5 separate regions of the Mus musculus genome follow, and all the other regions are linked to region 5. A link is a loop called in an ENCODE intact Hi-C map of the cell type or tissue named here. Cell type or tissue: left cerebral cortex. All regions are shown on one strand.

Evidence for each region. A loop is a pair of places that touch in the nucleus more often than their neighbours do. Peaks named below come from ENCODE experiments on the same cell type or tissue, not always from the same donor. Only the 100,000 strongest peaks of a DNase experiment are listed, where the experiment ranks them.
Region 1: it touches region 5 in a loop (4-fold over the local background); 2 of 42 quality-filtered maps call a loop at or near these places.
Region 2: it touches region 5 in a loop (7-fold over the local background); 18 of 42 quality-filtered maps call a loop at or near these places.
Region 3: it touches region 5 in a loop (4-fold over the local background); 6 of 42 quality-filtered maps call a loop at or near these places.
Region 4: a loop joins it to region 5, with 2.2 times the contacts of the local background. A loop is called at or near these places in 4 of 42 quality-filtered maps.

What each region holds. Positions count from the first base shown.
Region 1 is chr2:65,393,653-65,398,652 of GRCm38, reverse strand. No RefSeq gene overlaps it. Among named protein-coding and RNA genes, the nearest start is that of Gm34688, 11 kb to the right of the region's middle. In left cerebral cortex, a CTCF peak has its summit at 2,366 (motif pointing left); a DNase peak (open chromatin) is centred at 2,334.
Region 2 is chr2:65,790,377-65,795,376 of GRCm38, reverse strand. No RefSeq gene overlaps it. Among named protein-coding and RNA genes, the nearest start is that of Csrnp3, 53 kb to the left of the region's middle. In left cerebral cortex, CTCF peaks have their summits at 1,212, 1,486 and 2,708 (motif pointing left); DNase peaks (open chromatin) are centred at 1,595, 1,879, 2,759 and 2,891; H3K4me3 peaks cover 327 bases.
Region 3 is chr2:66,182,016-66,187,015 of GRCm38, reverse strand. Ttc21b (tetratricopeptide repeat domain 21B) reads left to right here. Exons shown (of 29, transcript NM_001047604.2): 28 at 795-862; 29 at 2,173-2,689. The coding sequence ends at 2,250. Among named protein-coding and RNA genes, the nearest start is that of Galnt3, 60 kb to the right of the region's middle. In left cerebral cortex, a CTCF peak has its summit at 2,365; a DNase peak (open chromatin) is centred at 2,381.
Region 4 is chr2:66,188,109-66,193,108 of GRCm38, reverse strand. Ttc21b (tetratricopeptide repeat domain 21B) reads left to right here. Exons shown (of 29, transcript NM_001047604.2): 26 at 1,326-1,550; 27 at 4,729-4,849. Among named protein-coding and RNA genes, the nearest start is that of Galnt3, 66 kb to the right of the region's middle. In left cerebral cortex, no CTCF peak of the experiment used is centred here; DNase peaks (open chromatin) are centred at 1,328 and 2,715; H3K4me3 peaks cover 450 bases; H3K27ac peaks cover 398 bases.
Region 5 is chr2:66,040,067-66,045,066 of GRCm38, reverse strand. No RefSeq gene overlaps it. Among named protein-coding and RNA genes, the nearest start is that of Galnt3, 82 kb to the left of the region's middle. In left cerebral cortex, CTCF peaks have their summits at 2,708 (motif pointing right) and 4,283 (motif pointing left); DNase peaks (open chromatin) are centred at 2,789, 3,430 and 4,184; H3K4me3 peaks cover 841 bases; H3K27ac peaks cover 328 bases.

The sequences.
Region 1 (5,000 bases), 650 kb after region 5:
GATCTTGCTCTCAGATCATAACCGTGTAATATAAAAGTCTCCGCAGATCCTGGAAACTATAAGTGGCCAAAGCAAAGAGACAAAATTTGGATGGGCTCAGCTTCTGGACTGTAGGGTTGGAATTGTTGGGGGATTATTAGTTTTCAACTTAACATAAGGCAAAGAAGAAGCATTCAGATTGACTAAGATGACTAAGGCCCGGTACCCTAAGTTTAGACTTACGTTTGTGTTCTAGGAGCATAGCTCAGTTAGAAGCAGGGCCTAGCAAACACAGAAGTGGATGCTCACAGTCAGCTATTGGATGGATCACAGGGCCCCCAATGGAGGAGCTAGAGAAAGTACCCAAGGAGCTAAAGGGATCTGCAACCCTATAGGTGGAACAACATTATGAACTAACCAGTACCCGGGAGCTCTTGTCTCTAGCTGCATATGTATCAAAAGATGGCCCAATCGGCCATCACTGGAAAGAGAGGCCCATTGGACTTGCAAACTTTATATACCCCAGTACAGGGGAACGCCAGGGCCAAAAAGTGGGAGTGGGTGGGTAGGGGAGTGGGGTTGTGTGGGTATGGGGGACTTTTGGGATAGCATTGGAAATGTAAATGAGGAAAATACCTAATAAAAAATTAAAAATAAATTAAAAAATGAATGACATTTTTGACAAAGAACATTTAATTATTCAACAATTGTCTTACTTCTTAAAAAAAAAGAAGCAGGTTACTTAATACAGTGAACAAAGTAGATATTCAAGCCAGACAAGGTGGTAAACACCTGTAATGCTGGAACTGAGGACTGTGAGTTCTAGGTCAGGGTGGGCTGCATAGCAAGATGTTATCTAAATAGAGAAAGGATAGCAAACCAAAACAGTCTGGGCTTTGCTTTCAAGGTCAAGGCCTAGGAGGAAAGCAGGAATTCAGCAAGTACGCACACGCCTTATGAATTGCTGAGAGGATGCTGTGAAGCAGGATACGGGATAAGCAGCGCGCGTTCTATAGATTATGGGAACACTGCTTTAGACATGTATAGGGACACATGCGGCCCCATCAGGACAGTAGTTTCCATTAATTCCCCAATAAGCCCTGATGAACCAAGATAGGAAGCAGGAAAACTGGACTAGGAACAGAGTGGCAGTGGACCCTAGAGAGGGAAATAGGATGTCTGCCTGCGAAATTATGGGCGTTCCCAGAGGCCGTCAGGAAATTCACCAATTAACTTTGCAACTGGCCTGTCTCTGCAGTATTGTTTCATATTGCACTGGATTCTGGAAGTTTTTGTTGAACTTTTTTTTTTGTTCCCTCTCTCGACTACCGTAGGAGACAAAAGACAAAAGAGAAATATAAAATGTAGTCTCCATCCTCGTTGCCTTTATGAGTAAATTGAGGAGATATACACATAGCAAGCACACAAAACCACATTAAAATTAAAGTTATACAAACAAACAGTAAGAAAAGCCAACAGAAAAGAGATGGACAGGAAGGGCAGATAGAAGCAGCGGGTGCAGTGGAGTCTGCAGGCAGATTGCTTGGACAGGAGGGTGTTAGGAAGTGTGGCTGTATTGGATGAGGTGTGTCACTGGAGGTGGGCTTTAGGTTTCAAAAGACCACCTGGCAGGACCTGGCAGGTCCTGGCTCAAGCTCTCTCCTTCTACCTCTGCCTTCCCTCTCTTTCTGTCTCTCTCTATCTCTCACTGTCTCTCTCCCTCTCTGTCTTTCTCTCTCTCTCTGTCTCTGTCTCTCTGTCTCTCTGTGTGTGTGTATGTGTGTGTCTCCCTCTCTCTCTCTCTTCTCTCTCCCTCTCTCTCTCTGTGTTTCTGTGTTTCTGTCTGTCTGTCTGTCTGTCTTCTGCCTGCAGATCAAGATATTATGCTCTCAGCTTCTGCTCCAGTGCCAGGCTTGTCTGTTTCCCACAGTGCTGATCATGGACTAACCATCTAAATCCATAAGCAAGCCTCTAAATGTGTTCCTTTGTGGGACTTGCTTTGGTCATGATGTCTTTTCACAGTAATAGAAAAGTAACGGAGACAAGTGCCTCTAGTCTGAAAGGTGAGATTACAGTCTGCGTAGAATATACTAAGGCAGAGAGCTTCACCAGTGGCTCCAGCAGTCTACATTTTATTTAGAGTTTCACTGTTCTGACAACTTTCTAGCCACAAGCTATCTAATTTTCTACCCAGAACATGGAAAGGTAATCACACAGAACAATGCCTTCCTCTCTCGAAGATCAAAGAATGGCAGATCATGCAATGAGGTGTCCTAAAGACTTTCAACTCCACAAAGGAACCAGGCAGGTATGGGTCAGCATTTTCCAAGAGGAGCTTTAAATCTCAAAAGAAGCAAAATGCTTCCATCTAGTGGCTGATGGACAAAACTGATACAAACACCACCCTAAGATTCTGTTACCCAAAGGCAGAGAGAGTCCTAAGGCATGTGTCCACGGTTACATGAAACAGGCAAGGATTTCTTTAAGTTCTAAATCACACTACACGGAGATGTTTCTGTTTGTTTGCTTGCCTGTTTGTTGTTTTTTGAGACAGGGTTTCTCTGTGACGTCCTGCTACCTCAGGTTGTCCTAGGCTAGCTGAGGCCTCGAAACTGTTCACCTCTCCTTTCATTTTAGAGCTGTTTTTCCTCCAACCAGTGGAACTGACAGAAACATATGGTGAGAGACACACAGTAAAGACAACCAGGGGTGCATACCACAAAATTAGGGGAGCAGAAGATAGTCACCCAGAAATCCCAGACACTGAATTTAGGGCCACATCCAGGCATTCATACATGTTCTGTGCTGAAGGTGCCATAGACTGATATACCCACAGAGGGGACAGATTCAGGTAACTTTCTGTAGTTTTCCCTTTAGCCTGGGGGCTTTGGAGCCTCTGGGTCCTCGAGACAAGGGCAGAAGAAGTTCCTGGGGCCCTGGAACATCTCAGGTGTGCACTCCCTAGGAGTTATCCATGTTGCTTAGCATGATAAGTGTAAACACCCTACAATTTGATTATATCAAAAGATAAGCTCCAGGTACTGCTAAGTACAAGGAACTTCCCTTAAAGGAGACTGACAGGAGGTCCAAATGAAGGGATTGAAAAGTCTCTGCTACTGAAAGGAATACAACACAGCTAGAGGAAGAAGGAGTTAGACAGTCAAGAATCACACATACTGGCAGAACATAGGACATGGGGTCAAATGGTTTTCCCATAGCTATACAAACTATAAAGGACATATAGTCCATATGGTACGGAAAAGGTAATATATATCCCAGAAGCACAGTCTCATTGAGTACGCCTTGTTCACCTTCCTCACAACTCCGTGGTTCTCATGCTCTGATCGTGAATCTGCATGTGGACCCTGAAGGTCCTGTTCCCAAATGTTTTTTGTTAGATCAATAAAGACACTAACTGCCAATAAGCTGGGAAAAATCCACAGGACTTCCAGGTTTCCTGCAGGCAGGCTAGCAGACGTCAGGGAGTAGGAAGAGATTTCGCCATGCTGTGGAGAGAGAAAGAGCCAACAGCCATGTGAGATCCAGGGTGGGGTGGCCGTCAGCTGCTTCCCTGACTGGGCCTGGGGTAGCAGCCAGGAGCTTAGAGACCAACTGAGCTGAGGGCAGATTTAGAGTTCTGAGCTAGGAATAAAGGTAACTGAGCAACTAAAGTTGAGGGCAGATTTAGGGCGCTGAATTGGGAGTGAAAATAAAGGGCACAATAGCTGGAGAAGACTTAGAAGAGTCCAGCCATTGAGTTAAAGCACATCAAAATTAAGCTAATGTGTACATGTGTCTTTTATCTATGAATCTGATGGGACCTGGGCATGGCTAGTAGCATGGTCTGCCTGGAGCTTAAAATAGGGCAGTAAAATCTATATGCTATACTTCATGTTTGCCTAAGAATTAGAACTCAGGTGGTCAGGCTCAGACCACTGGACAGCAAGTGTCTTTATTCACTGTGCCATCTTACCAACCTCACTATGTTAATATTTGAAGTAAAAAAATGACTTACTTTTAATAACTCCATACAATGCGTTATTACTATAATGGTGCCCCGTTAGTGTCTCTTTTCACTCTCGCTCTCCTGATGGTTGCCTTCCTCTCCACAGCTACTCCCCCCTTTCCTTTAGTTACTTTTCTGTTGCTTTGAGAAGACAGCATGGCTAAGACAATTTACAGCAGAAAGATTTTTATTAGGGATTACGGTTCCAGAGGGATGAGAGTTCATTGTGGTGCACGAAAGGTGGCCAAAAGTGGTGGGCAGAGTGGCCAGACCACAAAGGGTCTCAGTCAGAGACAGGAAGTCCAGAGCTCATATGCTCAAGCACAGAATGTGTGTGTGTGTGTGTGCACACGCTCGTGCGTGCGTGCTACAAAACTCTTTTTATTCTGTAGAGTGCAAACTACAGGGACTGTGTCCTAAATAATTCTGCCCTAAATCAAACCTTTCATATACTATGTAAATTAAATGAGATCAAACATCACCAATATCTTTTGGAAGATCATTTTTATGTCTTAAGCATCTAACAAACTTCTCCCAAAGGACTTCAAGATGAAGGAAAAGAGGAGGAAAGTAAGCCCATCGCTCTAACTCCAGACCTTAGCACAACTGACACCAAGATGGAAGTCCCATTCAGGCCTTGGAGCCCAGCACAGAGGCTCCTCACCTGCCACGATGAGACCAAAGGCCTAATCCCTCAAAGCACACAGTTCTGGAAAAACTGGAAAAGTCCCCGTATGTACTAAACATGTTCATTGGTTTCTGTAATTCTGCTTCTGGCAAACTGTTCTTGCTAACTGGGTTGTACAGACCCAGGATGTACATTTTTGTGCTTAAAACTCACCCTGAAAAAGGCTTAGGTCTGTATTAGGATTCTGAACACCAGCAGGCTAATAAAGACTTTCTACTAGGTCAAACCCATGTCCAAGTAGTCTCCTCTGTTAGATACCTCACAGTTCTAGGGCATAGTTCTAATCCCAGAATTCAAGAGGCCAAGACAGGAGAATTACGAGTTCTA
Region 2 (5,000 bases), 250 kb after region 5:
ACTGCCTGCACTGACTGCACTGCCTGTACTGCGTGCACTGTGTGCACTGTCTGCACTGCCTGCACTGCCCGCACTGACTGCACTGCCTGCACTGCCTGCACTGCCTGCACTGCCTGCACTGACTGCACTGCCTGTACTTCGTGCACTGTGTGCACTGTCTGCACTGACTGCACTGCCTGCACTGCCTGCACTGTCTGCACTGACTGCACTGACTGCATTGACTGCACTGACTGCACTGACTGCACTGACTGCACTGACTGTGCTGACAGCCCCGAAGGCATAAACAAACTCAACTGAATTTAACTATATTCAACGGAATTGCCCCCAATTCAAGTGAACTCCACCCACCTCTCTCCCTGCCCTGTTACTAAGTAGTCCCTCTCTCCTGTCTGTTCCTGTGAGATTTGGGCATATCCTATCTTTGACTCATTCTGTTAAATCTTTCTCTGATTCACCACTTTGTCTGCTCTTCAACTAGATATCATTGGAATTAAAGGTGTATACTAAAGGGAAGTGTGTATTCCAACCGGATGGATTAAAGGCATGCTTGTATTCCAGCTGTACCACAGAGGACTAGGTTTTTAGATGTGATTCCTGGCTACAGTAGCCATATTGCTGGATTAAAATTCTTATATACCTTCTTTAGACTCAACAATAACAGTGTTCCTTTTCTTACACAACCACAAGCTTTAAAGAATGTTTCTGTTTTCAGTTTGCACTCCAATTTTCACTTCAAGCCTGATTGAAGGTACCAGCAAAGCCCAAACCACAGCTTAAGTGCAGTGTTGTTTTGAAGTTTCCCATGCTAGCCTATTTCACCACCTTTGAATTTTGGACTTCCATCAAGTTTTAGGATATGAACAAAATCCAGACAATAGCCTCTTCTCCAGTGCTTCTCAACCTTCCTAATGATGTGACTCTTGAATACAGTTCCTCATACGAATGTGACCCCCCAACAATAGAATTATTCTGTTGCCACTTCATAACTCTAATTTTGCCACTGTTGTAAATCATACTGTAAATATCTGATATGCAGAATAACTGATATGTGACCTGCCCCAAAGAATCATGGCCTACAGTTTGAGAACCTTTATTCTAGTCCAATTCAAAGTAGGCTCATTTAAATCTGAGGTGCTGTAAGCAAAGTTTTTATTGTCCACATTCCTATTCCACTCAAGTCCTCTAGGTGCCACCAAAATTGCCCAGTTAAGCTTTGTTTATAACCTTCAGGGTTATTTTTCTTCGCCTGAACCTCTGAGCTTTTGCAGCTGTCTCCCACAAACCAGCTCTAAAAGGCTTATGAGTGCCCGGTAGTCACAGCAGTGACCACATGTTTTGGTACTGCTTTTCTGCATTAGTCTGTGTTTCACTGGTATGACGAAGACCTCGGAGTAGCTGTTTAGAGGGAGGAGTATTTGTTTTGGATCACAGGCTCAGACATTTCAGTCCTTGGGTGACTGAACCTCTTGCATGGAGCCTGAGGTAAGGCAGAACAACAGGGCAAGAGGAACATGTTCCAACTGCTGGCTGAAAAAGGGGGTGCAGCAAAGTGTCTACAGATACAAGACATCTTTCCAGGCCATGCTGGGAGTGAGCCACTTCCTCTTACACCCATGAGTCTGTGGGCGACAATATATTCCAACCTTCACAGTAGTGGTTTATTTTTACAATGGAGAAACTGAAGCAACTTAAGAAGGAGACATATCATTTACATTATTTACTGAGAATAGTTTCTTAAGTATTTCCAAATTATTCTATTCTGTTGAAATGCTGCTTCCTGGTTCCTAGACGATCCAGTAGCCAGCACTTTCTGGTTTTCTTCACAGTGTGGTCTTTGCAATTCAAAGGCTTCCCCCTTTCCCCACCCAGTTCCATGTTTGGGAAGATGGGGAGGGCTGGCTTTATATAGAAGGCAGACTCGTTTTTACAGTTCTGTAATTACAAGCTTTAATCGCAGTGCTTTGATTCCAATTTGCTCTGGAGCCTCTGTTTTCCCTGACTGACTTTCTCTTCTGCCTTTTGATTTTGCTTTGGCTGAGGGCATTCTCATTGCATAAAGAGTTGTGTATTTTGTGGTTTTGGAGCTGGAAAGAAATCCACACTGGTGAATACATGGCAGGCCCTACATTGTCCTTAAGCCACTGGCCATAGAGATTCAAGGACAGGATGGTCTAATTATTCCATTCGCTATAGAACTACGAAACCCATCTTTCACAGAGAACTTTAATGAAGTCATTTTAATTTGAAGAGATTATTTTATTCTACATGTGAAAAATATGCTTTCAGGGGTCCATCAATTGCAGTGGTCATGAAAAAATACTTGAAATTCCCTGAAGATGTGAGAGCTTGGACAGTTCCCTATTCTGTCTCACTGGAGACTTTGAACTGCTTCCATCAACCATTTCTTTAGTTTTGTGGTTTGTTTATGCTGGCTTCACTTTGCAACCATGACATTTATGTTCAAGGAGAAAAATATTGACAAGACAGTCATTTCACAAACTCCCTCTTAAGAGACATTCAAATGTAACACAATTTCTTTTAGTCATTACTAAACTTTATGTTTGCTTCCATTGTACATACCTAAAACAGATGCAAAATAACTGTCGTGTGTGTATGTGTGTGTTGGGGGGGTTATTTGCAAATATAAAAGCCTTTCCACTCCAAATAATAAACTTCACACACTTCATAATGGAAACAGCACCCTCTAGTGGAAAAGGCTGAATAATGCTTACCAAATTGTTTTTTATAAAATTTCATTGAGGTTTTTGAAATTCAAAAGCGAAAGTAATTAGTTGGAAGGCTATTGGTATATTTTCAGTGTTACTTAACCACCAGCTCTGTAATCTAGTTTTCGTCCCTCTATAAACACCAACCACTAGCAACCTTCTTTTCTGCCTTCCCATTCTTTCTCTTCACCTACATATTCTAGATATAGCATATCAAATGGATTGCACAGCCCACGGGGTTTGGTCTTTCTCTTTCTTCTCTCATTTTGATGTCTTTGAGGCCCATATAGTTTTAATCTGCATCAATACTTCATTATTGTCAATGGGAGAACAATAGCCCGCTGTATTTATGTGCTTGAATTTATCTATCCACACATGGGCTTTTGTATTCTTTCTACTTGTTTCCTGTTATAGACAATGTTTATTTGAATATCTACCCACAAATTTCTGTGAGGACATATGTATCTTTTTCTCTTAGGTGTATACCTGGAGCTACATTTGATGAGTCATATGCTAATTCTGGGGTTAAGTCTTTGAGGAATTGGACAAAAATAATTTTAAATATCTAGCTAAGACACAGCAAAAAATATTTTTCAAGAAGACTGAGAAGTTTTTCTGAGGAATTATTTTTAGTTCATTGTAACATTTGGATTTTTACAATGATGCTCCAAATTTCAAAGACTTAACAAATAAATACAGGCCCCAGTAGAGGAAAAACATTGTGGAAAGGACCTTCCCACCTCATAGAAGAGGGAAGGCAATTTCTGTTACTGTCCTGTGTGGTTAACCATCAATATCACCCAGGTACAAACCCTGTGACCAGTACTTATTACAATAGTGGCATAAATGTTATGGGGGTGTCTTAGGGTTTCTATTCCTGCACCAACATCATGAACAAGAAGCAAGTTGTGAAGGAAAGTGTTCATTCAGCTTCCACGTCTACATTACTGTTCATCACCAAAGAAAGTCAGGACTGGAACTCAAGCAGGTTAGAAAGCAGGAGCTGATGCAGAGGCCATGGAGGGGTGCTACTTACTGGCTTGCTTTCTCTAGCTTGCTCAGCTTGCTCTCTTATAGAACCCAAAACTACCACTCCAGGGATGGCACCACCCACAATGGGCCCTCCCCCCTTGATCACTAATTGAGAAAATGCCTTACAGCTGGATCTCATGGAGGCATTTTCTAAATTGAGGCTCCTTTCTCTGTGATAACTCCAGCTGTGTCAAGTTGACACACCAGCCAGTACAGGGGGTAAGTAGACACTTTTAAGAATTGGCTGTACGACCCACCCCCTTGTGGAGCATGATAGGCAACCTATATTGGTTGAATGAGGCTTGCTTCAGCGACCCAGTAGAAAACTCTACAAGGGACAGAAAAGGGATCCACATTCCTAGAGTCAAGTGCCTGACACCACAGAGCCCCCAACTCCATAATTCTGTGACTATAAGTCACACAGACAATGTCCCAAGCATCTGGCATTCTGGCTAGACTCCACCCACACAGTTACCAGACTATAGCCAGGTATGCTCCTCCCCACAGTTATGTAATAGACTAGCCCACTATAAAAGGAGTTGCTTGGCCCCTCCTTTCTCTCTTTAAGCTCTCACCCTTCTTACTATTCTCTCTAGCTCTCCTTCAATCTCTCTCACCGTTCCCCCCCCCCCCATGTGGCCATGGTTGGCCTCTCTCCCTTTTTCTACCTTCTCTCTTCCTCCCTGCTTTTCTACAATAAAGCTCTAAAACCATAGACGGTCTCTGTTCATCAAGGCCCACCCTCATCAAGGCCCACCAAGCTTGAACGATGGGATAGGCATTTCCCTAAAGAGCTGCCTAACCTCCCTCTCAAAGGCCTTCCTGTGCTCCAGCCATGGACTGGATCAAGGGCTCTCGCCCACGTGGGAACCATCAAGTGCCCTCTCCCCCTGCCCTCTCCTCCCTTCAGCTCCAGGGCTAAGCTCCAGGGCCCTCATTCTGTTCTCAGCTCTTCTGCAGTGTCCAGTGGTATCTGGGATGCCCAAGGCTGAGAATCTGGTGCCTAGGACTGCCCTTTGTCCACCACCCGCTGAGCTGGGGTCAGTAGCTTCCCACAGCCAGACACCCACCTGGGGCAGCATGGAAAGCATGTGGCAGTCTTCCGGGTGCATCTGCCCACCCAGAGGATTTTCTCCCACTCCCTTTATTCCCCCACACTCCCTGCCCCACACCCCCTGTCCCTGCTAATGTAGCTAAGATCCCAAAACTATAAGCCATGACTCTAGTAGAAAAACATACTAC
Region 3 (5,000 bases), 140 kb before region 5:
TTATTCTAGTTTATAAGTGATCTTGGCAGCTCTCCCAGAGTTCCTTTCCTAGGTGTTCCTCTGACATTTTTAATTATTTTGTTTGTCCCTGATGATTGTCACTATATCCACTACCCAGTCTGGCTGGCCAAATTAACCTTACACTTTCACAAGAAACCCTCAAAGTCCACACACTATTTCCATAGAATTTCAAATCAGGTGCTGTCACTGCAAATGGCCCCAAATAGTTATGCTAGTACATACATACATACATACATACATACATACATACATACACACATATATATGTGTGTGTGTGTATACACACATATAAATGTGTGTGTAGTTTGTGTGTATATATATGTATGTGTATATGTAGTTATAGTTATATTCCTTGTATAAATATGCATAAGAACACATTTCAAGTGAAAAACACATTTTAAAATAGGAGACCACTAGGAACCAAGAGCCTGTGAGGAGAGGACCTCCTCTCACCTACGCTCAGGTTACATGGCAATCACTAGATGTCTAGATTCACTTCCACTTGTCTGCTGATGGAGTTTGCGCTTTTCAGTGAGCTGAAGAAGCCACACTCGGGGAGCAGCAGTGCTCCCACCCAGCAGCTACTCACTGGGGTCCCTTTTTCCAACTCTGTTCCTTTCTGTTTGCTCATCTTAATTTCACTTTGCTTTCTCCTGCCATGTCTCTTTTCTCTGTATTGTCTGGCCAACAGTTTCCCTTAGGACTTCTCTAATAAGTCAACAAAAGAGGAAGGAAAAAACCACGTATCAGATTTTTTTTTCTTGTCTCAACAGGATACAAATTGGCATTTAATTACCTAAAAGCAAAACGATATGTGGATGCAATTGACGTATGTCACCAGGTAAATTTCTTAAAATAGTACAGGTGGAGTCTGGAAAGATGGCTCAGCTCTTAAAGGCTAAGGCTCATAACCAAAAGTAGCAATGCACAATTTCCTTCTACTCTCAAATGTCACTGAACAGTAAGAAATAGAAGATGTGGTTGTTTAGCTAAGTAGTTTATTAAATAAGTTATGGAGAAATTATTAGTGTTCGGTTAAAATTTTAAAATGTGTCTATTTAAAGCAAGGATATATTTATAATTAGGGTTTAAATAGTAAAGGATTTGTGTCAATTTAAAGAGATAGGCTAGTAGGGAAAACCTGTTCGACAAAATCCAGTTTGGATGGTATCTGAAGGGCCGGAGAGACGGCTCAGCAGTCAGCAGCCTCTGTTGCTCCTGCAGAGGACCCCGGTTTAGTTGCCAACGCCCATGTCCAGCTCTCAACCATCTGTAACTCCAGCTCCAGGGCCTCCTCCATCCTGCTCTGGCCTCTGCAGGCACCAGGGACACTTTTGCAGATAGCATTGATTTCCCAGGTCATTCTATTAAGTGGGACATTTTGTGATTATATCTATCTATTGAAGAACTTTTTATTTATAAATTATAGCTAAAAATACTCCATAATTTAGGAAGTATTTCTGCATTTCATTGCACTAAAACCCTACAATTAAAATGGCATCTTTAACATCCTTCCAGCTTTAGAATTTCCATAGCGCTTTGTGTGTGCCATGTCCCAATGGAGCTCCGTTCGAAGAGGGCCTTACCATTTTTCACAGCTCTTACTTCAGATAGTTGTGTCCCAGTATTATTGTGGTAAATACCTGGCTATGGGATTGCTGTTGACTGCTAACTTCTGTGAGGCAGTGTTTCAAACTAAGGATGAACACTAACCCAAGGCTATGTGTGCAAATCACTTGTGGACTTCTATCTTTTTAAATGAATAGCTTCTCCCTCTCAGACATAGCATTGCTGGAAATCAGAATGTTCCAAAATCAGTCCAGGTAAATCTGATACATGCTCTCGGTTAGTAAAACCCTCAAAGAGGATATTAGACATGACAAGAAGCTAAGTTACAGAAGTATTATAAGTTGTCTTCTAAGTCACCTGTTAAGGAAACTTGTATGAGATGTTTCCATGGGTAGTTCCACATTCTGTGACTCTTATCTGCTCATCTCAATGAGTCACCACTCATGCGGTGATTGTCACCTTTGATGAGTGTGACAGTGTTAATACAGTGAACTCTTGCCCATAATGCGCAGTTAGACTCAGAGTCATAGCTCCCTTGTTCTCAACAGTTCCTTACAAGGTAGTTTGGTTTTGTTTCCCCAGGTTCTTGAAGCACATCCAACTTACCCCAAAATCAGAAAGGATATACTTGATAAGGCGCGTGCATCTTTAAGACCTTGAAAATGATTTTTACTGAAGTGTTGGGCAAGAGATGACAGTGGTCCCTCAGCTTTCACAGTCTTTGCAGTTGACACAGGCTCCAGCTGACAGTGTGACAGAAGTGTGTCCTGCCTTCTCCAGCAGAGGCTGCTGCTGTCCGTGGACAACACTGGTCTGTGGCATCCTTGGTGGAGTGGCTGGGTGAGAGCTCATCTTTCTCCCTTCCATTAGGCACAATGGTAGTTCTGTGATAAAGCTTAACTCGTTTCTACAGAGGATATTTTTGTTAAAGTCTGGGTGATATATCTTTTCTGAAGAGTATTAGATTTTCCAACAATTCTATTTAAAGTCTACTGTCATCTGTTAATTTTCTATTATAGTTTGTGATATAATCTCATGTAATTTATGAAAAATGAATACATATTTTAAATGTATATTTTAATAAAGATTTTTGTGAATATCTGGTTTATATTTTTTCAGAACTCAAAAGACACAGGGCAGTCTGCAGTGTTGTTTAATAATGTTGAAGGAAATGACATTTATTAGAAAAATCTTCCCTGGAAAATTTAAAACTCAATGTTTGCCTCTCTTTGTTATGTTCATGCTTCCTACCCTCAAAGCAAGTGTGATCTTAAGAAATGGTCATACTCTGAAACCAGTTTAAATAGGTAAACCCTTATAGCAATATTAACCAGAAGCCACAAGAGTGAGCTTAATGTGTCCCAGACAGTGGTCTGGTGAAGAAGGGTGAAAATTGCTTTCGGTCATCAGAGACTTACGGAGATGGGGGTGGGTAGAGGGCAGGCGCCCCGGCAAATAGTACTCTTTGATGGGTGGCTTCTGCTTTTTTATACGAAATTACCCTAATTTTATCAACCTTGGTCCTTAGCATTCTTCTCGGGTGTCTTATGTACATCTGAAGTTCTTTCAAAATACAGTAGTCTTCAGTTTTATTTTTACTTGAAATAAAATATTTTTAATAATTTGTTTTTCTTTCAAACAGATTGCCTTGGGGATCGTATCTCCATGGTTTTAGTGTCCTTTTATTTCCAATTATATGCTATAAAATTCTAATCATTCATTACCAAAATTGCATTTATAGCATTTCATAAAACTCAGATAATAACATTTAGGAACTATTTAGTAGCTAATAAAAATACTTTTACATATCGTACAGCATTTGTTCATCACAAGCCTAGGAAAACGTATTATTCCTATTGTAAAGATTCCAAACTGTCCAATCCCTAGGTGAAGAGCTATAGGCCATTAACAACTGCTAAGAGAGACCCAATTATTCTTCCCTCAGTGGTGAGATAATTAGATATTCTCCACCACCCCCAACTTCCAAAGCCTGTCTGTTCCTTCCATAACAAAGAATGAACATGTGCACATGGTGAATTGAGTGAGAACTGCCCCCATTATAGGCTTGTGTATTTCAGCACTTTGTCCCCAGTTGGTAGTGCTGTTTGGGAACATTAGGAAGCCTTTAGGTCCAGCCTCGCTGGAGGGAGCACATCCCTGAGGGTGGGCTCTCAGGTTTACCGTACCCAGGTGGCTTGTTCCTTTCATTGAGTAATTTTGTTATCAATGTAGAGAAGCCATTGTCATGTCCACGCTCAGTTTAACGTAGCTATTCTACATCCTGGCTCCGTCCACTCTATCTAAACTCTACAACGTTGACAGTCCCAGAATATTTTTCTTGTCTGAGAGTTGATTTTTGTGATGTATACCTTAATCAGAAATATAGGAAGTCTGGAGCCTAGACAGGTAGTTGCAACCCCACACCGCAGCTTCCACAACCGCCTTGCACGCGCTGGAAGGTCACGCCTGCCTTCTGGATGGAGGAGTCAGAGAACCTGGTTGAAGAAGCTCTCATGGAGTCTAGATCTGGATTAATGCCCTCCATGGGGAAAAGGAAGTGATTGGAAGTTTAACCTGCTTCAACTTTAACAAATCTTGTGTGAGAGGTGGGGGAACCCTGGAGGATATAAGTGTCTTCTGCAAGCCAGTGCAAACCTAAGGGAGGGCTTCCTGTAGGCTTGGTGGAGCAACCAAGGTTGAACTCTGGAGCAGACTTCAAGCAGAGGGGACTCCTCGGGTGGATTCAGGATCTGAGGCGAGCCGTCCTACTTTAGGACTGGAGGTCGCGTGGCTCTCTTGGTGCTGGGTGAGATTGTTGGGTTTCACACATGGGCCAAGGGGCTGAGGTGCATATTTAACATACCAAAGTGGACCTGACCTCCAGATTCTCCCAGCATCCCCACCTGTTATGTCTGGCATATCTAGCCTTCTACCACGAATTTTCTAGCCCAGTGGGTGGGCTTTCCCTCCCCCTAGAAGCTCCTCCCTGTATGGTCCAGACGTTATAGTCCTCCTCCCTTCTCTCTGTCTCTGCATGTTCTCCCTCCCTGCATGTGCATGTGCACATTCTTTCTACCCTCTGTCTCCCTCCCCATAGAGACTTCTCTGGCTTCCTTGGGTCCAATGAACTGACTGGACAGCAGCCTCCCAATGAATCCAACTTTATATAATCTAATCTGGCTTGAATTGACTCATTTCACCAGCAGAGAATAACTTATCAGAACTCTTTATAAAATTGCATGGGAAGGAAACTGCTGCACTCATGCACTTCTGGTTGAGACCATGCAGGACAAATGAGAGTCTGTCCCCGATCAGCTGTCCTGTTTCAAGAAGCACCACTGTGAATCCTCTGGGATCGAAGTGAGGGGTAGTACTGCTCCTTCCTGCCTGCTTCTGGTGTTACTGAGCTG
Region 4 (5,000 bases), 150 kb before region 5:
CTATATTTTGAAAATAAAATGAGAAGCCAAGTTGGTGCACACTTTTAATCCCAGCATTAGGGAGGCAAAGGCAGGTGGATCTCTGAGTTCAAGGCCAGCCTGGTCTACAGAGTGAGTTCCAGGACAGCCAGGGCTATGTAGAGACCTTGTGTCAAAAAGAGGATGATGATGAAGATGATGATGATGGTGATGGAGGAGGAGGCAGATGAAGAGGAGGAGAAGGGGGGAGAAAAGAAGAGAAAAGAAGAAGAAAAGAGGAGGAGGAGAAGAGAAGAGAGGAGAGAGAGAGAAAAGAAAAGACCAAAGAACATTAGAGACAAGAAAGTACCCTCCTATTTCCATTAGTCTCCAATGCTTTGCTGTCTTCCAGTTTCCAGCCAAGCTCGGGCTTGGGCGTGAACAGATGATAGTTTCATATTCCTTTCTGGATATTTGCCATTATTTCCTCAAATCTGTAGACGTACAGACAGGCAGTGTTATAGCCACAGCATTGCAATTTCTTATCATACTTCTGATTCAAGACGTTAAGCTTAAAGATCCTCCTCCAGACACTGTCCTAATCCCTCTGCAAAGCTTAGTCAGGAACTAGGTACACTGTGGCTTAAGTCCGTTCTCTTGGCAGGTTCTCATGGCCTCCATTGTATGTCAGTTCTGGCTAACCTCTTGGCTTTACAGAAGACAGACTTTCAGGGGCTTTACTCTGTCTAAGGACATATTGTGCTGTATAGACCCTATCAGGAGACTGCAGACTCTGCATCTAAAAGTCTTCAAGCCATGAGTCTATTGTATGAACTGTGCGGGTGATTTAAGGCATACCCTATTTACGACACTTTCATTGGTCTAACTTCACTGGGAAAAGAGGTTTCGTTTCTTTTAGTTTGCTTGCTTGTTTGTTTGTTTGTTTTTAATGAGAGTGGGGGAAGATAGCGGTAAGATGGATTAGGAAGTGGATGTGTTACTCATGTTTAACAAGGGAAAGGAACCACAGAGGCAAAGCTGTAAATCTAAAAGTGAAACAGCTCAGGAAGCATTGCAGTGAAGTCAGAGTTCATTCTTTCTGTTACGTACAGAACTGCACCAGTCAGTCAGCCCCATCACAGACGAAGCCCCACTCACGGTTGGGCCTGCGCTTTAGCGTCTGCATAGTTTGTGAATTTGTTTGGACCACATGTTTACTGGTTTCCTCATAGTGACTTAAGATGACTTGCAGTGTGAAACGGTAACAGTCACATTTACCCAGCACAGAGCCAGAGAGACGGCACAGGTGGCCATTTGCCGCTTCCCCCGTGATGCGTCTTGTGGTCTAAAGTTTCGTTTTCCCACAGAAGGATCATATCCCAGCTCTCTTGGGAATGGCAACGGCTTATATGATCTTGAAACAGACTCCAAAAGCCAGAAACCAGCTGAAGCGGATTGCAAAAATGCCTTGGAATCCTATTGAAGCCGAGGATCTGGAGAAGAGCTGGCTGCTGCTTGCTGATATTTATATCCAGTCAGCAAAATATGACATGGCAGAGGAATTACTAAAGCGGTGTCTCTGCCATAACCGGGTAGGTGACTGGGAAACAGTGGTTAACTGTGTGGCATAAGCTTCCCATAGCAGAGCAATGGGTCCATGTCTGATGCCTCTCCTTTGGGTCTTGAATTTTAAATGTTTAAAATCATAGTCAGGAAGTGAATACTAATGATAAAAAGAAGCTGTGTTCCCTTGAAGGAAGTGGGAAGATAGATTTGTGCAGCTTCAAGTCTCAGCTGGTGATGCCCCGCTTAAAAGAAGTGCTTTCAGAATGTCAAGCATTCGCCATGATTACCCAGCTCATCCCAGAACTAATGAAAATTGCAGATTATTCATTGTGGTCGTCTGTCCCTCCCTTTAAGAAGTGTTCTTGATGAACTTACTGCAGCTGCATGTCATCTCCACATTATTAGACCAGTATGCATAATATATATGGGGGCTTCTAATTCAGTTTAATGAAAGTCCTTATCTTTAGGGAAAAATGGAAAATCTCCAAGTCTATACAATGTGAACCCTATTTACTTATGTTATTTAAACACATAAAGAAGATAATGTATTATGATTTTTTAATATAGGTGTAAATTAGTGTTTGCTGAGAAATAATTACATTTGACTTAGAAAGTTGAGGCTATTTGTATTCACAGATTCATACCAATTAGCTAAAAATGCTAATCACAGTAAATCTATTTTTCATTTTCTCTAAGCAAATTATATTATAACTTGGATCATTTACTTCTTAAGGAGGAATTATGATTACCTATAGTATTAAGATAATCTTAGGAATGAAAACCCTAGAATGTATGTCCATTATCAATTGGTAGACAGCTTTAAATGACCAGTTTCATCAATTTTAACCTAAATTGGCCTTGAAGACAAAATACTTGCTGATAAGCTTTAAAATCTAAACTACTGTGCAGTTGAACACTATACGCCTAGTCTGAGATTAATCAACCTTGACATAGGAATCAAGGCCTTGACATGGATAAAATCCCGCCTCTCATCTACACTGACCACATAGCAACACCTTGTAACATTAAACTTGGTTGCTCCTTCAGAACCTTCATTCAGCCCAGTTGCTTTGGCATATCTATTTGAAAGCATGAGAGGCTCCGGAATCAAAGCTTAGGAGCCTTGAATTATATAATTTTAGAGGGAAATCTCTGATATTTGGACCAAGAAAGCATAAAACAACACTAGAGCATCTTGCCATACCAGATGGCAAAAAAGCTATCAAATACAGTAAGCGTCATACCAGGCACTCCGGAGCCTCGTGGAAGACAGTCCAACAGCAGAGTTGGGACACCAAGTACAAAAAGGAGTGAGAACTGCAATAGATTAAAACACATCCGATATGTTAAACACATGACTGCATAAAAATACAAAAAAGAAAATAGAATTAGTCAACTGAAGTATGCTAATAAGCTGAGTGTTTCTGTCAGACAATGGAGAAGAATTCAACACTTACCCTGGGTTTTCTGTATGAACTGCATTTGTAAGTGGCCAATTATTTGATAAGATATCTCAATATATAAATGTTCAAAATAATAATCCATGATAACTATCACTATGTTTCAACATGGACGAGTTTATGAATGGGCAGAATATTACAAAGGAGAGAATCAAACATGCGGTGCTTTGTTATAGAAGAACACAATGTCTATGACAGAGATGGGGGTTAATGAGGGAAAAACCACAATCACAATGATTACAACAGTGTACTGTATTTTCAATCAAGTGAAATGAGAAAAAGTAATATGAAAACATACAGACTCTACTGTGCTGAGCCGTGGGACACTGGGGTGGGAGCTTTCTCAGGGTCACATTTTTGTCTGTGATTTAATGGAAAGTGGTTTTAGTGAAAATACTTAGTGATGAAATTTCTTAGAATAAGGAAGAACCTTACAATAAATACTGTTGGTATATAAAGAAAATATTCAGACTGAACCCCTAAAACAGTGATTTTCAACCTGTGGGCCATGACCCTTTCACTGGATTCGTCTAAGACCATGCTGAATATCAGTTATTTACATCACAATTCAGAGCAGTAACAAAATTACAGTCAGAAAAAGCATTTTATGGTTGGGGGTCATCACAACATGAGGAACTGGATTAAAGGGTTAGGGATAGCGTTAGGGTTAGCGTTAGGGTTAGGGTTAGGGTTAGCGTTAGGGTTAGCGTTAGGGTTAGGGTTAGTGTTAGGGTTAGGGTTAGTGTTAGGGTTAGGGTTTGCGTTAGGGTTAGCGTTAGGGTTAGGGTTAGGGTTAGCGTTAGGGTTAGTGTTAGGGTTAGGGTTTGCGTTAGGGTTAGCGTTAGGGTTAGCGTTAGGGTTAGGGTTAGCGTTAGGGTTAGGGTTAGGGTTAGCGTTAGGGTTAGGGTTAGGGTTAGGGAAGCATTGGGAAGGTTGAGAACCAGAGCAAAAAGCAGGAAACATCAATAATATTGGACTGTTATTACAGAAACCCCACCAAAATGGAGCCAACCTAATCTGTGTAGAGAGAAATACTGTTGTAAAGATTCTTTATACTTTTTAAAATCAAGATAATAGAGACAGAAGAAAGATTCTCCAGATGAAAACAGACTTGAGCTATGTCAAACCACTCACAATCTGTGACCTGGATTGGATTCTCAGTCTTAAAAACTTCTTTAAAAATAAATTATATTTCAACCATTTTAAATATGACAGTCTCTAAATGTATGGGTGAAGTTGGTATATTCTAGGTGCCACGAGTTTGGGTTATACTTAAGGAAGTCTTTATCTTTTAGAATAGCATTCTAGCATATATATGGTTAAACTTATGCAGTATCTGAGTTATTTTTCTTGGTAGTATGGAAGTGTAAATGTGGGGCAGGATCTGAGTCATTGGTTAATTTTTGAAAGAAAGTTATGAATTCACTATACTCTTAAGTCTAAATATGTGTTTAAATTAGTCACAATAAACTGGATACCTGTCTGTGAGTCAAATACCCATCCCATTGTATGTATTCCTGGTACTATAAAAGAAGTTCTGCTTCTGATAGCTGTGGGCTGGCTCTTGGCATAAAAACCATTCAGTGTGTCCTTTCCGTACTTTGGTGCTATACACAGGTTGGAGTGCCATTGCTTTATACACCATGTAGAGGGGTTAACATGACTGCTCTGCATGTTATACACATTCTGTAAAAGTTTACTGGTATGGAGCTTAATCTGCTTCTGTCTTCCATTGTCCCCTCAGTCCTGCTGCAAAGCTTATGAATATATGGGGTACATTATGGAGAAAGAGCAAGCATACACAGATGCGGCCTTCAACTATGAGATGGCATGGAAACATAGCAACCAGACAAATCCTGCAGTGGGTGAGTTCAGCAGACTGGGCCCAGTGTCTTCACAAGAAATAATATATCATTTGTAAATACTATTTGAAATGCACTTTTAGGGCAATACATATACAAGCCAACCTCTATTGTCAATGCTGTATCCTCATCGCGAGTTACTTACCTGATTACT
Region 5 (5,000 bases):
TCTGTCTCCCCTTCAAATTCACAATGATGTAGGTAATAAGTGATTTAGAGACAACAGCATTTTCCCCACTTAGGTCTCGCTTCTAAAGTACGACATGTACTACGCAGGTCATCACCCTCCCTTACTGCTTTTTAGCTATGCGATTAGGACTTGGGAGTTAAACTTACAAGAACCAGTCAGAGAATGCTATGGTACACCTCATTTGGCAATGACCTCCGTCTGCTTTAGAGACAGTAATATGTACACAATTTTAAGTGAGACACTAGTATTTCCTCTATGGCTAGGTAGTCGAGTTTAAGTATAATCCTGAAACTATGCTTTCTACACAATGTTCCGGGTCATATGCAGTTACTTACATGTAAAATAAGGTAAAATCAGTTAGGAGGTATGCTACTTGGTTGTATTGGACACATGCCAAGTGAGACATTTCAAGTCGCTACCGGCAAGTGTGTTGAACATCATATGGGCACAGAACACATAACTTACACAACCTCAGAAGATCGTGTAAGTTAGGCAGTACACCACTATAGGACCTGTTTGCTTTTCCATTATACCTAAAAATCATGAGTTGAGGTTTCTCTAGTAACCGCATTAGTTGTACGCCTTGAAAATTGGGAACAGGATGGCATTGTATGGAAAAATCAGCAGAGAGGAAGCACACAAGAAGAAACTCGAAAATGGAGTTGTTTTGTCTGAACTGACGGCGGGCAATTGGTAGTTCAAGCAAGAGCAAATTTCCCCTTAGGTAGAAAGCAAAGAACAGCCCAGCTAAAGGGTCTGTGCTGCTTATGTCTGGAAGGCTGGGAATGGCGCATTGTCTGATACACAGCTCTGGCAGCCAAGGCGTCCACTGGGCTCCCAGTAGGTTCCTGCTGGCAGTTGTCACCATGACAACACTCAAGACGAGGCCAGAGACCCGAAAGCAGCTGCTCCCCTGCCATTGCCCCCGTGCCCCCCGCCCATGCAGAGTGGCCCTAACAACCTAATTGGTCAATCACTGTGAAATCTCCCAAGAGCTCAATTTAAACTCAATTTATTTCAGTAAAAATGTAAGTCCTGGAAAGAAGTCCAGATATTAAACCTAACCCCAAATAAATTGTTAGGCCTCTCTCTGTTTTTTTTTTTTTTTTTTTTTTTTTTAAGAAAACATAAATTGCACCATATCCTGTCAGTGTGCTGATTCCTGTAGGAGACAGTGCTGCTCCCCGCCAGTTCTGCCTGTCTTTGCAAGCACATGGTAGGGCAGGATTACCCAGTGCCTTTGTTCCCCAGGAACGGTGAGAGCGTGAGAGCGTATCTGTAGGAAATCACTCGTGAGGGTGCCCACTTGGTAATAGGAATTAAAATCCACTTCTGTGTCAGTGTGATGGACTTTGCAATGTTTGAGTGGGAGGGACACCTGTCACTCCCAGGTAGAAACCTAAGGGAACATTGTGGATGTCCGCCTCTCTGAGTGTCCAGGGTGGCAAAAAGCTCTTTGAGTCCCACTGTCTGAGGAGGAAGAAACAGGGCAAAGCTTTGCCCGTTCGTTCAGGGCAGGCCTGAAGGCAGACCAGAGTCCATGCTGTGGGGGCTTTGGGTGTCCCTTGCTTCTCTAACACATTCTAGAATCTTGTGACTAAAAATATACTAGTAAAAAGAGTTCACAGAAAGGATATATCTGAAATGAATTATTTTTAGGGATATTGTACAAGAAGAAATCTACCAAGTGCAGAATCTACTGAGTTGGGTTTGGTTTTGTTTGTTTGTTTGTTTGTTTTAAATATCTGCGAAATTGTAGGAACTTTTTTCGTGCTGATGTTGTTTTGCACAGTAAGATAGCTTACGGTTGGTTTATGTTAAAAGAAAATGTTGTTCGGCTACTAGTAACTATCTTGGTCTCCAAAGACTTCTTGATATTAAAATATACACAAAATATTGAATATTGCCAGTACAATGACATTAAGGTTATGAAGGAAAATATTCTAGGCCTCACTTTTAGTAAATTGACACTATGTGTAAATCTGCTGAGAAAAAAAGGTGAGCTATGCTTTATGGATTATTTGATATTTTAATGACCTTCAGAGCAATGTGAAATATGAACACTCAATTTTTATAACTTTAGATACAATGGCTTGATTTTTCTCAGTTCATCTATATTTTAATAAAGTGGATTTTTCAATGGCTTGTGATTGTGACAAAATGTCAAGCATTCCTTAAGGGCTTTGTCATATTGTCATATTTATCATAATTAAAGCAATATCTCAAACAATAAAACAATAGCAACCAAAAAAAAAAAAGAAACTGATTATTTTAATGCCAACTTCCTTATTACAATCTGAGGAGCGGGTTACTTGAGAAAGATCAGTTCTATGGTTTGTATGTGTCTTCTAGTGTTTTGAAAATCTGTGTGGAATAAAATTTAAAATTTTAAAGGAGTCATTTTATAAACATGAAACTTAGCATTTAACTCTTTTAAAACACAATTCAATGAATAAAGCTGATGGGTTTTATTAAAGCCACAGCTATTATTTTCTTTCCTTTATTTCATTATTCAGAATACAATAAAATATCTTATAATGAAATCGTTATTATTATTATTATTATTATTATTATTATTATTATTATTATTTTAACGCAGAAACATCAGGGATCACCTGAGTGAAAACCTCGTATTTCCATTCAGGATGTAGACCTCTGGTGTTCTGCCTGTTGACCAGTAAGGGGCGCCATCACAAAGTGATTGCAGAGATCTGAGGTCTGCGGGGCTTTTCTGGTGTCCATCTTGTTCAGTTGCTTTTCTAGGCCACTGCTGAGCATACTGTACCCTATAGGCTCACATCACCACCACAGCAGGAAAGGCTGCCGCAGAGCTCAAGGCTGAGCTTTTAGATTTCTTCTTTCCAGTGCTCCACGCTGTTAAGCCAAAGCTTCCATTTCCTAGGACGCAGGCCAAAGGCTTGGCTGCCAGTCCCGCTGCTGTTACTAATTGCCTGCTCCTGCTCAGGTTTCTTTATGAAGTCCTCTCACTCCTTCAATATTAAATGTAAATTACACGTTTCTCTCAAGTCCGCCCACCCAGCCCTTTCAGGAACAGCCATTTGTTCCTGTGCACCTGGAGGTAATTCTTACTCTGTGTGTGTGTGTGTGTGTGTGTGTGTGTGTGTGTGCGCGCGTGCGCGCGCGTGTGTTTTATCCACCGAACTGACTTGCGCAACCACGCTATCCCCCCCAACTTCTCCGACCCCCAACCCTGACTTCCCTGGATGCTCAGCAGGACTGAGCTGACATGTTTTAGAGATGGCCAAAACGGAAACAATTCAAGCAACTGAGCGTCTCAGAGATGCCATCTGACTCCCATCCCCACTGTTTCAACAACCTCAAAAGCTGCCTACAAGCTTTTGAGTGTGGCAACTAGCCACGCGTGGCTGTTTCAAGAAACGACGATAATGGATATTACAAACATGTTTTGGTGGCCAAACACAGACTTCCAAAGATAGGTCTCCCCTAGCAAAGCGAAGCAATTATCCCAATCAGTCAAGTGAAAAGGTCCATTTACGCCTCAATTCTCTGGCTAATTCAGGCAAAAGTAAAATTTTCATCTGAATGATCTCAGTAATTGGCTTACTGCTTTGCTTTATCGGAGGGAACTTGACAAAGAAACAGAGGCTGCTTCATACTAGCAGGTTAGTGATGACCCCAAGGAACAGGGTGCACAGAAGAGGTTTCTGAGAAGCATCCGAGTGCAGACCTTGTGTTGAAATTTCAACAGACAGCGCCTCATTGAGGAGGGTGATTAGTGGGGCTTTCAAATTCATCCTCTCCTGCTATCCTTCCCTCCAGCCACCTGTCACTCCTTCCTCAGTGTTTCTAGCTCACAGCCACACACCACTGAGGACGAAGGGAGCAAATGAAACAATCCATCTGTCTGTCATCCTTGACTCCATCCTTCAGTTGAACCCGCTGTATTCCCACGGCCATTGTTCAGATGACCATTGATGCTTTGCTGGGCTCTTATCCATTTGACTCGAGCTTGGGGCTTTTGGTTGTAGGTGCAAAGCCATGTACTGCAAACAAAGGTGAGACAGATAGGCATCTTGGCTATTCACAATTGATTCCTGTCTTTTATCCATTCCTGTCTTATATCTTATATCCTCTAGAGCACTTTGCCCTCTTAAAATGCCAAACTTCTCACCACTTTGCTGTCTGATAGGTAAGCCCTAGTATGGCTTGAAAGTACATTGGGGAGCAGGCACTGGCTTCAAATTCATTCTCTTCTCTTGTCTCCCTCTTGTGGTCTTACATCTAAGTAATTGGAAATCTCTAGTGTTGCCTATAGTGGCCACTTTGATCAGAAATATCTCTTTCTGCCTTTACCCAACTTTATATCTGTACTGCTTTGCTGTTTATTTTTTACTTTTTAAAAAATCTACTCTTTTTTATTAGGTATTTTCTTTATTTACATTTCAAATGTTATACCCTTTCCTGGTTTCCCCCTCCGAAAACCCCCAATCCCTTCCCTCTCCCCCTGCTCCCCAACTCACCCACTCCTGCTTCCTGGCCTTGGCATTCTCCTACATTGGGGCATTGAACCTTCACAGGACCTATAGCCTCTCATCCCATTGATGACCGACTAGGCCAACCTCGGCTACATATGCAGCTGGAGCCATGAGTCCCTCCATATGTAGTTGCTGGTTTAGTCCCTGGGGGTACTGGTTGGTTCATATTGTTGTTCCTCCTATGGGGCTGCAAACCCTTTCAGCTCCCTGAGTCCTTTCTCAAGCTCCTTATCTGGGGACCCTGTGCTAAGCCCAATGGTTGGCTGAGAGCATCCACCTCTGTATTTGTCAGGCACTGGCAGAGCCTCTCAGGAGACAGCTATATCAGGCTTCTATCAGCAAGCACTTGTTGGCATCCACAAAAGTGTCTGGGTTTGGTGATTGTATCTGAGATGGATACCCAGATGGGGCAGTTTCTGGATGGTCATTCCTTCAGTCTCAGCTCTAAACTTTGTCTCTGTA